Regions from separate parts of the Homo sapiens genome. Here region 1 is linked to region 2. A link is an interaction called in ENCODE POLR2A ChIA-PET data of the cell type or tissue named here. Cell type or tissue: Caco-2. All regions are shown on one strand. Each heading gives the region's core, and the rest is flanking DNA. Links, peaks and the distances in the headings are about the cores only.

The links. Peaks named below come from ENCODE experiments on the same cell type or tissue, not always from the same donor. Only the 100,000 strongest peaks of a DNase experiment are listed, where the experiment ranks them.
Region 1: POLR2A ChIA-PET joins it to region 2 with 7 read pairs; 4 of 35 experiments call an interaction of 5 or more read pairs at or near these places.

Annotation. Positions count from the first base shown.
Region 1 is chr11:67,004,335-67,008,718 of GRCh38, forward strand. It overlaps a transcript of SYT12 not described here. Among named protein-coding and RNA genes, the nearest start is that of SYT12, 17 kb to the right of the region's middle. In Caco-2, for the core only: no CTCF peak of the experiment used is centred there; a DNase peak (open chromatin) is centred at 2,377.
Region 2 is chr11:67,256,401-67,260,784 of GRCh38, forward strand. KDM2A (lysine demethylase 2A) reads left to right here. Exons shown (of 21, transcript NM_012308.3): 21 at 1-1,682. Among named protein-coding and RNA genes, the nearest start is that of GRK2, 7.9 kb to the right of the region's middle. In Caco-2, for the core only: no CTCF peak of the experiment used is centred there; a DNase peak (open chromatin) is centred at 2,335.

The sequences.
Region 1 (4,384 bases), core at 221-4,220, 250 kb before region 2:
CCGGGCGAGGCATAGGGTGCAAGGTCGGTGTTAGGACTTCATGTGTCCCCCAAAATCCACGTTAAAGCTCTACCCCAATGTGACTATTTTTGGAAATAAGGCTTTTCAGAGGTAATTAAGGTTAAACAAGGTCATAAGAGTGGGGCTCTAATCCAACAAGACTGGTGTCCTTATAAGAGGAAGAGGCGGCCGGGCGCGGTGGCTCACGCCTGTAATCCCAGCACTATGGGAGGCCGAGGCGGGTGGATCACAAGGTCAGGAGATCGAGATCATCCTGGCCAACATGGTGAAACCCCGTTTCTACTAAAAATACAAAAATTAGCTGGGCGTGGTGGCTCGTGCCTGTAATCCCAGCTACTCGAGAAGCTGAGGCAGGAGAATCACTTGAACCAGGGAGGCGGAGGTTGCAGTGAGCCGAGATCGCACCACTGCACTCCAGCCTGGCAACAGAGCAAGACTCTGTCTCAAAAAAAAAAAAAAAAGAAAAGAAAGAAAGAAAAGAAAAGAAAAGAAAAAAAAAAGGAAGAGGCTCCACGAGGCAAAGAGAAAAAGGCCAGGTGAGGACATAGGGGAGGGCAGCCCTCTACAAGCTAGGAAGAGGGCAGAAACCAACCCTGATGGCATCTTGATCTTAGATTTCCAGTCTCCAGAGCTGTGAGAAAATAGATTTTTGCTGTGTAAGCCATCCAGTCCACGCTGTTTTGTTATGGCAGCCCCAGCAGACTAATATTGTCAGGTTGGGAATAATGACTCAAGATGGCTCAAGGAGAAAGGCAGGACCAGGTATATAATTTGCAGGGCCTCGTGCCAAATGAAAACGCTGGACTCCCTGTTCAAAAATTATTGAGAATTTCAAGGCACTTTGGGAGGCTGAGGCAGGAGGATCGCTTGAGCCCAGGAGTTTGAGACCAGCCTGAGTAACACAGTGAGATCTCATCTCTACAAAAAATTTTTTAATTAGCTGGGTGTGGTGACACGCACCTGTTGTCCCAGCTACTCAGGAGGCTGAGGCAGGAGGATCCCTTGAACCCAGAAGGTTGAGACTGCAATTGTCAGAGGTGTTTGAACCAGAGCAACTCCATCTTGAGTAGGGGCTTGGTAAAATAAGGCTGAGACTTACTGGGCTGCATTCGCAGGAGGTTAAGGCATTCTTAGTCACAGGATGAGACAGGAGGTCGGAACGAGATACGGGTCATAAAGACCTTGTTGATAAAACAGGTTGCAGTAAAGAAGTCGGCAAAAACCCACCAAAACCAAGATGGCGATGAGAGCGGCCTCTGGTCGTCCTCACTGCTACATTCCCATCAGCGCCGTGACAGTTTACAAATGCCATGGCAATGCCAGGAAGTTACCCTATGTGGTCTAAAAAGGGGAGGCATGAGTAATCCACCTCTTGTTTAGCATATAATCAAGAACTAATCTCATGCCTGTAATCTCAGCACTTTGGGAGGCCGAGGCAGCCAGATCACTTGAGATCAGGAGCTCGAGACCAGCCTGGCCAACATGGTGAAACCCTGTTGCTACTGAAAATACAAAAAATTAGCCAGGTATGGTGGTGCACACCTGTAATCCAGCTACGCAGGAGGCTGAGACAGGAGAATTGCTTGAACCCGGGAGGCGGAGGTTGCGGTGAGCCGAGATCGTGACACTGCATTCTAGCCTGGATGACATAGTGGGACTCCTTCTCAAAAAAAAAAAAAAAAAAAAGGACCGTAAAAATGGGCAACCAGCAGCCCTTGGGGCTGCTCTGCATATGAAGTAGTCATGCTTTTGTTGCTTTACTTTCTTAATAAACTTGCTTTCACTTTATAGACTCGTCCCAAATTCTTTCTTGTGCAAGATCCAAGAACGTTCTCTTGGGGTCTGGACTAGGACCCATATCCGGTAACACCATGGGCGGTGATTGCGCCACTCAACTCTAGCCTAGAGCAACAGAGCTAGACCCTGTCTCGACAAAAAAAAAAAAAAAAAAAAAAAAAAAAAAAGAGAGAGAGAGAGAGAATTTTAAGACAGCAACAGCAGAGCATTAACCATGTACTGGGCCCTGTGTGCAAGCTCAGGTTTTACACCTGTGAAGCCAATCCTAAAGAGAGGTTCAGGATGGAGGCCTTGAACTAGATACAGAGGTCAGGGGTCCGTGTTTAATGCAGGCTGGAGTCCTCATATGTGCTCATGCACAGAGGTAGGCACGCATATAACCAGTTCAAACAGCAAGCAGAACACAAGCAGAGACAGGAAAAGCGAAGTGAAGAATGAGCAGCCATCAGAGATGCATTCTTAGCTGTCACTATCCCTCACTCTACCCCTTGTCAAGGGAAGGCTTCGGCAGCCATGTTCGTATGTATCACGTGACCCCCTCTCTCGGTCACTGTGGGTTGGAGGAGGGCTGATCACCTGACCCAAGTTAGCCAATCAGAGCTCTCTCCTGACACTGGCTCAGGTTGAAGTTCTAGAAAATGTTAATTGGGGGAGCTGTGGCTGGCAGAGAAGGAAAAAGGAAGCTGAAGGGCACTTGGGCTCATAATGGTCTCTCCAACCCTGATCCTGTCCTTTATGGACATTTGGCAGCGCTGCTGCCTTGAGGTGCCTTGCAATGCTTTATCTTTTTGTTAAAGCCACCTCTGTTGCTTCAGCCAGCTTGAGCGGTTTTCTGTTACTTGCTAGTGGTTGGGAAGGCTTAGCCGACGAAGGGAAAATGAGTCAGGTCCTGAAGGATGAGCAAGTTACGGGAGTGGGCCGCATGGTGAGGGAGTGGACTTCCTGATGGGGTTAAGGGCGCCTGAACACCTGGGAGGCAAGTTGAGGCCAAGACCTGGGGTGATGGAGAGGCAGGGTAGGCTACCCAGTGAGTAGGAGGCCGAAGGAACCACAGCAGGGCTCCAGATCTCCTGGCCCAGAGGGGCTGGTACGGGAAGCCCAGAAGACACTCATCCCTAAGGGGAGCCTGAGACTGAGGAACTCTCATGCCCTGCGTCGGGCTCGTGGGCGAAGGGCCTTCCCAGGGACTGCACCATGGCCTGTCCCCAGCCTTACCCAGGGGCCTCCCTCTCAGGTTCTGAAGGACCCAGGGGTCACAGCTGTGTGGGGTGCTCCACTGAACACTTCCTTCAAACTCCTTCAGGTTTGCTATTTTTATCTGCGGAGTTCTCAGTTCCTGAGTGGGAGGCAATAATAAAAGGGAGTGGGTGGGGAGGAGGAATTCGTATATTTCTTTTCTTATTTATTTATTTATTTATTTGTTTATTTTGAGACAGAGTTTCACTGTTGTTGCCCGGGCTGGAGTGCAACAGGGCGGCCTCGGCTCACTGCAACCTCCGCCTCCCGGGTTCAAGCGATTCTCCTGCCTCAGCCTCCAGAGTAGCTGGGCTTACAGGCATGTGCCACCATGCCCAGCTAATTTTGTATTTTTAGTAGAGACGGGGTTTCCCTACATTGGCCAGCCTGGACTTGAACTCCTGAACTCAGGTGATCCACCCTCCTTGGCCTCCCGAAGTGCTGGGATTACAGGTGTGAGCCACTGCACCCGGGCCTATTTTTTAAAAAGTGGATTTGGAAAGAGGGTTTTTTCCTTTTCATTTTTGACAAGGAGCACTTCCTTCCTGATCCTGAGGAAGCCCTAACTTTTTTTTTTTTTTTTAAGACAGAGTCTCGCTCTGTCACCCAGGCTGGAGTGCAATGGCCTGATCTCGGCTCAGTGCAACCTCCGCCTCCCGGGTTCAAGCGGTTCTCCTGCCTCAGCCTCCCGAGTAGCTGGGACTAGAGGCGCGTGCCACCACGCCCAGCTAATTTTTGTATTTTTAGTAGAGACAGGGTTTTGCCATGTTTGCCAGCCTGGTCTTGAACTCCTGAACTCACGTGATCCGCCTGCCTCAGCATCCCAAAGTGCTGAGATTACAGGCTTGAGCCATCACACCCGGCCAGGAAGCCCTTCTTAATCTGATTTTTCCTCCTTTCAGTTCTTTTATTCACTGCTTATTCATCAACTCTTTACTATTACTTGTTACTATTGGTTTGAATCCCACCTCTGTCACCTGCTGGTGTTTATTCTTGGCTACATTTCTTCTTTTTTTTTAGAGACAAGTTCTTGCTCTGTTGCCCAGGCTAAGTGCAGTGTCGTGATCATAGCTCTTTGCAGCCTCAACCTCTGGTGCTCAAGTGATCCTCCCACCTTGGCCTCCAGAGTATCTAGGACTACAGGTGTGAGATGGCTACATCTCTCTTTTTTTTTCTTTTTGAGACAGAGTCTCACCCTGTTGCCCAGGCTAGAGTGCAATGGCATGAGCTCGGCTCACTGCAACCTCCACCGCCTGGGTTCAAGTGATTCTCCCACCTCAGCCTCCTGAGTAGCTGGAATTACAGGCATGCGGCATCATGCCTGGCTAAT
Region 2 (4,384 bases), core at 94-4,093:
TTTTAAGTGTGTGAGGAGATGCTCAGTAGCAGCAGCCTATGGCAAGAGCTTATAAATGATTGATGCAAATTTGCACTCTGCTCCCCCTCTGTAAGGATACTGATAGCACAACCTCTTCCCCCCACCCCGCCCCGCCTTTTGGTCGTCCATCCCTGTCCCTTTCTGGCCCTCTTCCTGTAGCCCAGTCTCAGGCTTTCCTCTTCCTGAAGCCCTACAGAGTTAGGGAATGGAGCCCAGGCACCAGGGGTCTAAAGTGTGAGCCACTGAGAAGAGAGACGCCAACTGCACCCTTGCCACTTCCAAAGCAATAGAGGCAGAGTGGTCCCCTCTTTGCCACCTAGGCCAGTTTTGACCCTGGCATTAACTGGCCTTAGAAGAAACTGGATCCTGGTAGGGGGTGGCATTTTGTTTGTTTCTTCCAATCTGCTGAATCTTTTGACTGCACCTTACAAACAGCAGTCTGCTCCCATGACCCTCTGCCCACTTCCATTGGTCTCCAGGCCCCAATAATCTGGGGTTGAAACTTTGAGGAAATGCCAGTGACTTATTCCAGAGTGCCTCAGTTAGGGGAACTTCTCTGTAAAGAACCCTGGGTATTGAGCAAAAACCTTATTATCGTTAATGACCTATAATTGGAAGCTTCCTGCCTTTTTCTTTGGTTGCTCCTGTGGAAAATACTGAAAAGATTACTTTGTTTTATTTTGTTGTCTTTTTATAAAAGGGGAGGTGGAGAGACCCCTTCAGAGCAGGGATTGTGCCGGGAGAGTGCCTCTGACTTTGGGACATTTCATCCACAGAAATTTCCAAGCCAATGGTTTCTTTTGGGTTTTGGTTTTTATGTTTGTTTTTTGGGGTTTGGAAAAACATGCATTTTTACCGTGCACGTAAATTGGTCAGCAGAAAAGGGAGCCCAGAAAAGGCAGCAGATGGACCATGCCCTTGCTGGGTTTTCCTTTTCTTTGGGACTGTGAGGGGAAATGGTTTTTAGAGGTGAGGGTTGGTCCATGTGGAGGAAAGAAGTGTCTCTGTTGGGGGACAGAGGAACCTGGGGAGTCCATCGCATGTCCTACAATCTGCTCTTAGACACGGCCTTGCCAGGAGAGCCTGCCCTCAGACTGCAGGACCAGAACCCCTGCCTCCATCTTTCCAAGCACCGGGGCGAAAAACCACAAAGGAAAGGAAGAAAATTTATATATATATAATATAAAATCACTTGGTGATTAAAAAAATAACTGCTCCATAAATAAAACTCCTAAAGTCACTTATGTTTAAAGGGTTTGGTTGTGTTTTTTGTTTTTCGGAGAAATATTGTAAATATATATTTTTTTGTTGCTGATTTAGAGTCAATCTCCAATGTTGTGCTAAAAAGTTTAAATTAAATGTAAGCATTAAGGGGATAAGTCTTATGCTATCTCAGTTGACACATTGAGGTTATTTTGGGCCAGAGAAGGAGGAAGCTAGTTGGACTTTGTTTTGTTTTCCAAAAGTTCTCCACTATTGGTTTTAGAGAGAGCAAGGACATCTTTCCTCTGACACGTGGGAATGGGTGATATTTGTGTAATAAAATTTTTAAAAGACAAAAAAAGAAATAGCCTCCAATGGGAAATATTTTAATTTAGGTTTTGTTTTTGTTTGGGGGTTTTTGTTTTTTTAAAAAAATAAAAAGGCTTTAAAAACAAAAACTAAACCTTTTCTGCTTCGGTGTGTGCGTGTGAGCAAGTCAGAAGGCTAAGGCCACGGAGCCCTTGCTTCACCTCTCAGCAGCAGCAGCAGAACTAGGGGGCATGTTTACTGCTTGGTTTTCCTTAGCTTATTTTTTAAACACCAAAAAAGCAGCACTTGCTTCTAGAAATACAACGTTTACTTCATCAAGGTGAACTTTTTTTTTATTTTTATTTTTTGAGATGGAGTCTCGCTCTGTCGCCCAGGCTGGAGTGCAAGGGCACAATCTCAGCTCACTGCAGCCTCCGCTTCCTGGGTTCAAGCGATTCTTCTGCCTCAGCCTCCGGAGTAGCTAGGATTACAGGCACTTACCATCATGTCCAGCTAATTTGTGTGTGTGTGTGTGTGTGTGTATTTTTGTAGAGACGGGGTTTCACCATGTTGGCCAGGCTGGTCTTGAACTCCTGACCTCAGGTAATCTGCCCGCCTCCACCTCCCAGAGTGCTGGGATTATAAGCATGAGCCACCGCGCGCAGCCCCAAGGTGAACTTTGTAATGGATGTGAACATTTTAAGTGTGAGATTACCTGACATTCTCTCACCCAAAAAGAGCAGCCCTGCAGAGGCACCCAGTGGTACACTCCTTAGAATGGGCTGGGGCATCTCTAATCTTTCATCCCCACAACTGCCAAGCCATCAGCCAGTGCCAATTCCATCTGCTAAAGCTGCAGAAAGTAGCTGAGCAGGGTCTGGCCCAGGCAGGCTGTGACCAGCGTGTCTCCCACCTCATCCTACTGCTGCTCATCGCCCAGCATGTTGAGTCCAAGTTTCCAGTCTTTAAATATGTGCGCCAGATGCTGCCAGAGAACTGCCTCCTTACCTGACTGCTGAGTCTCAGGAGGGCTGCAGTCCCATCTGGGAGAGCCTGAGCAGGCTTCCATCACTACCTCCAAAGGAATCTGGGGATCTCCGCCCATCCTATTCCCCAAACTGATAGTAAAGGACCATCTCCGATTCTGGAGCACAGTCTAGAAGTGGACAAGGGCGTTGCACAATGGGCTGATTTAATGTTGGTTCCCCCAAGGACGGATATGGATGTGGCCATGTTTGGATGTTTCCAGGGAAGGAAAAGTGTCAGTTTTGCCCCTAAATATCTCAGAAACCCATCTGCCCTTACTAATCTCATCTCTGCCACCCTAGTGGAAGCCACCACTGTCTAGAACCTCAACCACAGGAAAAGCCCCAAGGGTCCCGGTCCAACCCCCTGTCCTCCATGTTGGTAGCCAGACATTTATCTGAAAAGATTGATTTGGCTGGGTACAGTGGCTCACGCCTGTAATCCCAGCACTTTGGGAGGCCAAGGCAGGCAGATCACCAGAGGTCAGGAGTTCAAGACCAGCCTGGCCAACATGGTGAAACCCTGTCTCTACTAAAAATACAAAAATTAGCCGGGTGTGGTGGCGCATGCCTGTAATCCCAGCTACTTGGGAAGCTGAGGCAGGAAAATCGCTTGAACCCGGGAGGTGGAGGTTGCAGTGAGCTGAGATCGCACCATTGCACTCCAGCCTGGGTGACAAGAGCGAGACCCCATCTCAAAAAAAAAAGACTGATTTGACTACTTCCCTCCCCTGCTTAAAACCCTTCATTGTGTTCATCTCAGGATAAAGTCTGAATGTGGCATGTAATGTGGCCCATGAGGCTGCCAGGCCCTCCGGCTTCATTGCCCACCATTTGTCCCTCCTCTTCCTCTCCACTCACAGCCAACTTTTCAATTAACACCATCTCTGGGTCTTTGTATGTCCTGTTCACTCCACCTGGTACACCTAACTCGGTTTATCTATTACTTTCTCTGGGAAACCATCTCCTCCTTTACTCCAGACTGGATCAGGCCAGGCACAGTGACTGACGCCCATAATCCTAGCACTTTGGGAGGCCAAGGTGGGAGGGGCACTTGAAGCCAGGAGTTCAAGACCAGCCTGGTCAACATGTCAAAACCCGGTCTCTACAAAAACACACAGCCAGGCACGGTGGCTCACACCTGTAATCCCAGCACTTTGGGAGGCCAAGGCAGGTGGATCGTCTGAGGTCAGGAGCTCCAGACCAGCCTGACCAACATGGTGAAAGCCCATCTCTGCTAATAATACAAAAATAAGCCGGGCGTGGTGGCGTGCACCTGTAATCCCAGCTACTCGGGAGGCTGAGGCAGGAGAATTGCTTCAATCCGGGAGGCAGAGGTTGCAGTGAGCCAAGATCGCACCACTGCACTCCAGCCTGGGTGACAGAGCGACACTCTGTCTCAAAAAAAAAAAAAAAAAAATTAGCCAGACAAGGTGGCATGTGCCTGTAATCCCACCTACTCAGGAGGTTGAGGCAGGAGACTCACCTCAGCCTGTAGTGAGCCATGATCGTGCCACTGCACTCCAGCCTGGGCGACACAGTTGAGACTCTGTCTCAAAAAAAGACCAGTCTGTTCACCATCTTTCCAGGCCACAATTCTCAGAGCCCAGGTCCAGAAGGAAATCTCAGCGTTGACACCCATGTAGGTGCAGGAAACTGACGGCAGGCCCCAGAGGTCAGGGACACCTGACTTTCCCCCGTCAATGCTGTCATCCAGCCTCTGCCTCCCACTCCACATCCACCCCAATCCAATGGGCAGGGAGTTCTACCTCCCCAGAGCGTGCCATAGGATAGCAGGCAGAGGGACAGGGAGAGAAACATACCTT